2 separate regions of the Homo sapiens genome follow, and region 1 is linked to region 2. Evidence: chromatin contacts called from ENCODE Hi-C or POLR2A ChIA-PET data. All regions are on one chromosome and are shown on one strand. The core of a region is the stretch at or near the end of the contact, and the rest is flanking DNA. Distances in the headings are between cores, read along the strand shown. Region 1 holds the start of STX11 (syntaxin 11). Region 2 holds the start of LTV1 (LTV1 ribosome biogenesis factor).

Region 1 (2,700 bases), core at 169-2,668, 310 kb before region 2:
CTACCGTGTTGAGATAGTGTGCAGTCCCTTCCTAAGGGCTGTTACCCACCGCAATAGGACTTGTCAGCTTCAACTTTTAAATTTCTCTGCTCCCGCTGGGACCCACCCGCTTCAAAAATCATCATGTGGTTTTAGCACCAATTTAGTAAACACAAACTGTCTGAAATATTTTGATTTTAGAGAGTTACTTACAATCACCACATTAAATGATACCTTTCTCCCATGCAGTGAAAATGACAGCAAAATGGTCATTGAATAATGAAATTAATTTTCTCTTGGGCATCTGTGGCAAAGCACATGATTTCAATGGTTATCTTAGATCAGCCCAGTGACCTTTACTGGCATGTTGTAACATCAGGCGCCTTAGGAAACTGAAAACTCAATCGTCACTTCCCATACCACTGCCCCAGGTTGGCAGGGCAGGCATTTCACATCTAGAGTCTCATTTTAAAGCAAGCCTCGCTTTTCAAAAGTTCATTAACAAAGTCTCACAATTAAGAGAGCAGCCCTGTGACTCATTTTTGGATACCTGTAAATAACAGCTCCTCCCTCTGCTGAGAAACGGCTGAAACAAGTGCGTGAGAACCACAGGAAGTAATACAGATCTCAGCTGGTGTCAGCGGAGTCTAGAAAAAGGCAGAATTCCCTCTCAGGACGGCGTGGCTCTCGCAGGCATTGCCACTACTTCTCTCCATGTTTCTAAAACAAAGTCTTACGTGGGCTTCGAAGGGACTCCTCGAAGGCTCTATCAATTTCTCCGTCTTTCCTGGCTACTGAGTGACACCGCCAAGTTCAAGTCAAGAAGTACCCATTCTGGTGTTTTTGACACAGTCACCCTACTAGGAAGTGAAGAGGTGATAATAAAAAAACACTCCAGCCTTTCGATTTAAAATAAAAGTAGTCTTGGGTGGACACTTTATAAAGGCAGCCTACCAACAGGTATCCCTAAAATAATTCTTACGAAGCACTAAATCCTAAGTCCCTCAGCCTCTGAAATTAAAAGTAATTTTAAAAAATCATTCTGCTTTATATGAGAAACCCAATGCTGTGTTTCCGAAGGTGCCCAGAGGCGGCGTGAGGACCTGCGCCAGATCCAAAATCCCACCTAAGGCACAGCCGCGGGTCCCGAGCCTAGACAGTGCCCCCGCCCCGACCCGCCCTCCCCGATCTCTCCGCGCACGGGGAAAATAGTCAGGAAGAGAAATGGGGGCTCAGGAAGAGAAAAACAAACCTGGACTGGGAGCGAGAGTGCGAACCGAGAAGCCCCTCTCCCGGCAGGGCGCGCGTCCCCTGTGGGCGCAGCGATGGAGAAGGAAACCTGTTGCGCGACTCCCGGCGGCTCCGCTCCCGGCGCCTCCTGCGGCCGAGGCTGAGTTCCTCCACGGCCGCCCGAGCTCCGCGCCGCCGCGGCCGCATCTGGGCGCCGCCGGCTCAGCCCCCGCCGCTTAGGAAGCGACCACAGCTGGGGACCAGGCCCCGCCCCGGGATGACAGCGCTGGGGCGCGGCGGCAGCCGGCTCACAGAGCGCGGGTTCCCGCCCCACCCAGAGTCCATGCGCTCGGGACCGCCCGGAGCCGGGGACGCGCTCCAGCCCCTCCCGCAAGCCCAGGGGCGTTCCCGCGGGCTGCGCGGACCGGCGCGGGGAGTGGGATGTTTGCCGCCCAAGACACTTCCTCCGCTCGTCCTCTGGTCCCCAGGGCAGGGAGCGCGCTGGACTTCCCCCGGGAATCCCCGCTGCGCTGGTGACATTTGCAGTCCGGTGCGTTGCCGCGGCGAGGACGCTGGAAGCCGTCTCTGAGCGTGGGTGTGGCTGCGGAAGCTGCGGCAGGTCCTGCATCCCTGGGACCCTCGAGGACGCGGGCGAGGAGCCTGCGGTCACACGGAGGCCGAGCACCGCCTTCCCAGAACCCTGCCGACCAACCTCTCTCCAGTCGGCCTCAACACCCGCCGGGCTCATCATTCTCTGGATATCAACTGAGCGTCCCCTTGTGTGCCCACCGCGCTCAAAAATACTGCCAAGACCCACCCTCCAGGTCCCGGCACTTTAACGGGGAGGGATAAATAGAAAGTGTGGATTGTGCCAGGTGGTGGTAAAGCACCTTGAAAAACAAGGCTGAGGCTGAAAAGTAAGGAAGTGATACTCAAAAAAGGAAAAATCGGGCCGGGCGCGGTGGCTCACGCGCGTATTCCTAACACTTTGGGAGGCCGAAGGGGGAGGATCTCTTGAGCCCAGGAGTTTGAGACCAGCCTGAGCGATGTGGTGAAAGCCTATCTCTACAAAAAATAAAAAAATTAACTGGGCGTGGTGGCGCACGCTGTGATCCCAGCTGCTCGGGAGGCTAAGGTGGGAGGATCACTTGAGGCTGAGAGGTCAAGGATGCAGTGAGCCGAGATCGCGCCACTGTACTCCAGCCTGGGCGACAGAATGAGACGCTGTCTCAATTGAATGAGAAGAAAAAAAATAAAACTAAAGAACGAATCCTGCCTTGATGGCAGAATGTTTAGACACAGGAACCACCTGAAAGCTCCCAGTTGCCAAAGATGGAACCATTTGAGCAACGAAGTAAACTAAACAAGGTAGTATTGGATTACAAGCCAAAGTAAAAAAATCCATGAGTCTACACTGATATAAATAAATAATTGAATAAATAAATAAAAGGCGGAGAGGAGACAAATCTCCTATACAGAATAATTCCAAAT
Region 2 (2,700 bases), core at 120-2,619:
GTGCTAAGACTCTATTTATTTAAAAAAAAAAAAAGAAAAAAAAAACTATTGTCTACCTACAAACTGACTGGCTAAAGAACAGGACCTACTTTTTGTGTGGGCAATAGAACCCTCTGGGGTGCACTCTCATCTGCTGCTAAAGGATCTCGTTGGCTCCGGTGGACCAAGTGAAAAGACACAGCTTTCTTCTTCTCTATAAAGGGCTTTTTCTTCCTGTGAGGCTTCAAAGGAACAAAATCACAACAATTAATTAAAACAGAACAAAAAGACGGAGAATAATTCCATAGTCCACACATGCATCTTTAGTAGTCATGTTAAAGATACTTTTTAAAAATCTACACTTCTAGGGCAGGCAACATCAGCTGTGTTCTGCAGAATCCATACTTAACCTTCCTTCAACAAACATTCCTTGAGCACCTACTTTGTGCCAGACCTTGTTATGGGAACTGAGAATACAGAAGTGGGAAAGTCAGATAAAGTCCCTGTTCTTAGCAAGAAAATCAAGATAATTTCCGGTGAAGAAAATATAAGACAGTGACGTGAAAATGCCTTAAAAGCTACTTTACACTGGCTGCTCAGGGAAGGCCCCTGGCCGACTGAACTAGAATGACAAGAAGCCTGCCACAACATAATCTGGAGTAGACAGCTCCACACAGAGCATCTACCAACCAGTAAATAAAATCACGACACAAACAGCTAAAGTTTAATAAGATCCATCACCTCTTTCTACATTCTTACTTCGCTATTCAATTTTGATTCTCTAAACTGGGAAACCAATTAAGTGGCTTTACTTTGGGCCCAACCTTATGCTCTCCCACAAGTTCCCTTTCTCAGAGGAAACAGACAGGCAGACACCTGCCACTCCAACGCTGAGGGAGACCAGCAGCTCCCTCTGCTCGACCCCAAGAAGCACAGGGTTGCGCGTTTGTGTCGGCAGTCACCAGCTTTTAGTTAACCGAAATCACGCAGGGCTGCAGGCTCCCAGGGATAAAACAAAAAGGCCATTCTCCTCTCCGGGCCACATCCCAGGGAGGCTCGGCGGTGGGAGACTGTAACTTGCAAAGAATGCCCACGGTGGTGACGTTGGCCCATTTCGGGGTACCGTGCCGCAAGCAGCCTCTGGCATGACCCAGACCCGGGCCGCAGTAGCCAAGGTATTACCGGAAGCAGCCTGGCCTCTGCAAAACCACAGCGCTCGGCCGCCGAAACAAGCAAGGCTTGCTCACCATGCTGCAGCCGCGCGGCGCTCACCCCCAACAGGGGCGGCGATGACACCCTCGAAGTCCGGCGGGGAGACCAAGGTCCAGCTGAAGGCCGCTTCTGTAGGCCTCACCACACGTGCAGCCCCAGGACCCGGCGATAACGTCACCCAGCCGGCCGTGGAAACGGACCAATCGCCGAGGAGCTGATGGGTCGCGACCGGAAGTTACATAGGCTCGCTGCGTCTCCACGATCGCGAGAAGCCACCGGGAGGTGGGGCTAGCTCGGCTCCCACCCCTGGGCGGGCTGTACTTTTCCGGCCTTTAGTCTCCCGCCGGGCAAAGGGAATCGTGGGGGTCCTTAACGTTGAGGCGCCACAGAGGGGTTTCTGCTTGTGGACGAACCTTTTATAGCTCCCTCTACGGAGACCAGAGGGGACGAATCTAGCATCCCCCTTGACTTGTGTCCCTTACCTATTCCCAACCATAAAAAACAAAGCCGCGGACACGGAAGGGAGGCGACCACCCCGCTGGGGTGCTGGGGTCGCCAAGTTTCAGGTTCCCTCTCCGGGTGGGGGCGGAGTCGGTTGCCGTAGCAACGGAGGCTGGGGCCTTGCCTTTATAGACTGCATCAGACTTGATCAGGTTATATTTTCCACTGTTTCATGAACTGCTTTCATCTGCCCTGTTAACCAAACCCCCGAGACTCTGTTAACTGTAGAGGCATTTGAACTAATAAAATATATTCAGAATCTCTGGTGTTTGAATGTTAACTTTCTCCCCCTGTTTAAACAAATAGGCTATAAGCACGCATTCTTAGGAAGATTTCAGGCCGGCGTTGGCGTACTCACATAGCTTTTCTTGGACGAAAGTGTGTGGTAAATGCAGTCACTTTCATCAGCAGACCTTTTTTTCAAATTTGTTTCCCCAACTTCCCAGTTTCTGGTGACCTCTCAATGAATGGCTTACCCTGGATTGTGTCTTTATGCCGTAGGCATTATCACTGTAAGTATTTGTGGAGTATTATTCTTTTATTACAGTAAAAATTATAGAAATAGGCCAGGCGCGGTGGCTCATGTCTGTCATCCCAGCACTTTGGGAGGCCGAAGCGGGTGGATCACCTGAGGTCAGGAGTTCAAGACCAGACTAGCCAACGTGGTGAAACCCCGTCTCTACTAAAAATACAAAACTTAGCCAGGTGTGATGGCAGGTGCCTGTAATCCCAACTACTTGGGAGGTTGAGGCAGGAGAATAGCTTGAACCCGGGAGGCAGAGGTTGCAGTGAGCTGAGATCATGCCATTGCACTCCAGCCTGGGCGACAAGAGCGAAACTCTGTCTCAAAAATATATATATATAGAAATAATTTAGGTTAGGACCATAAAACTTGTCTTAGGATATTGCTTTGTAACAGAGATAATACATAGCACTCCTATGTGCCAGAGATTCGTTGTTATTATTCATTATATAGAATTAAAAGATCCAAGGGGGCAGTTTTCATTT

Evidence for each region. Hi-C counts contacts between places; a loop is a spot of excess contacts on that map. ChIA-PET counts read pairs that join two places held with the same protein, here RNA polymerase II (POLR2A). Pooled maps may share reads with other maps.
Region 1: a loop to region 2 is called in a map of B cell, with 18 times the contacts of the local background. The contact joins the promoter of STX11 here to the promoter of LTV1 in region 2. A Hi-C loop is called at or near these places in 4 of 168 maps with a recorded cell type or tissue (B cell, CD8-positive, alpha-beta T cell and naive thymus-derived CD4-positive, alpha-beta T cell), 11 of 37 single-sample maps with no recorded cell type and 11 of 50 pooled maps. POLR2A ChIA-PET finds 5 or more read pairs at or near these places in 1 of 52 experiments (activated CD4-positive, alpha-beta memory T cell).

Annotation. Positions count from the first base shown.
Region 1 is chr6:144,149,235-144,151,934 of GRCh38, reverse strand. It overlaps STX11 (syntaxin 11), which reads right to left and starts at 1,418. Exons shown (of 2, transcript NM_003764.4): 1 at 1,232-1,418. RefSeq lists a silencer at 1,292-1,731.
Region 2 is chr6:143,842,007-143,844,706 of GRCh38, reverse strand. It overlaps LTV1 (LTV1 ribosome biogenesis factor), which reads right to left and starts at 1,369. Exons shown (of 11, transcript NM_032860.5): 1 at 1,227-1,369; 2 at 90-221. The coding sequence starts at 1,229. RefSeq lists enhancers at 866-935, 1,126-1,335, 1,516-1,565.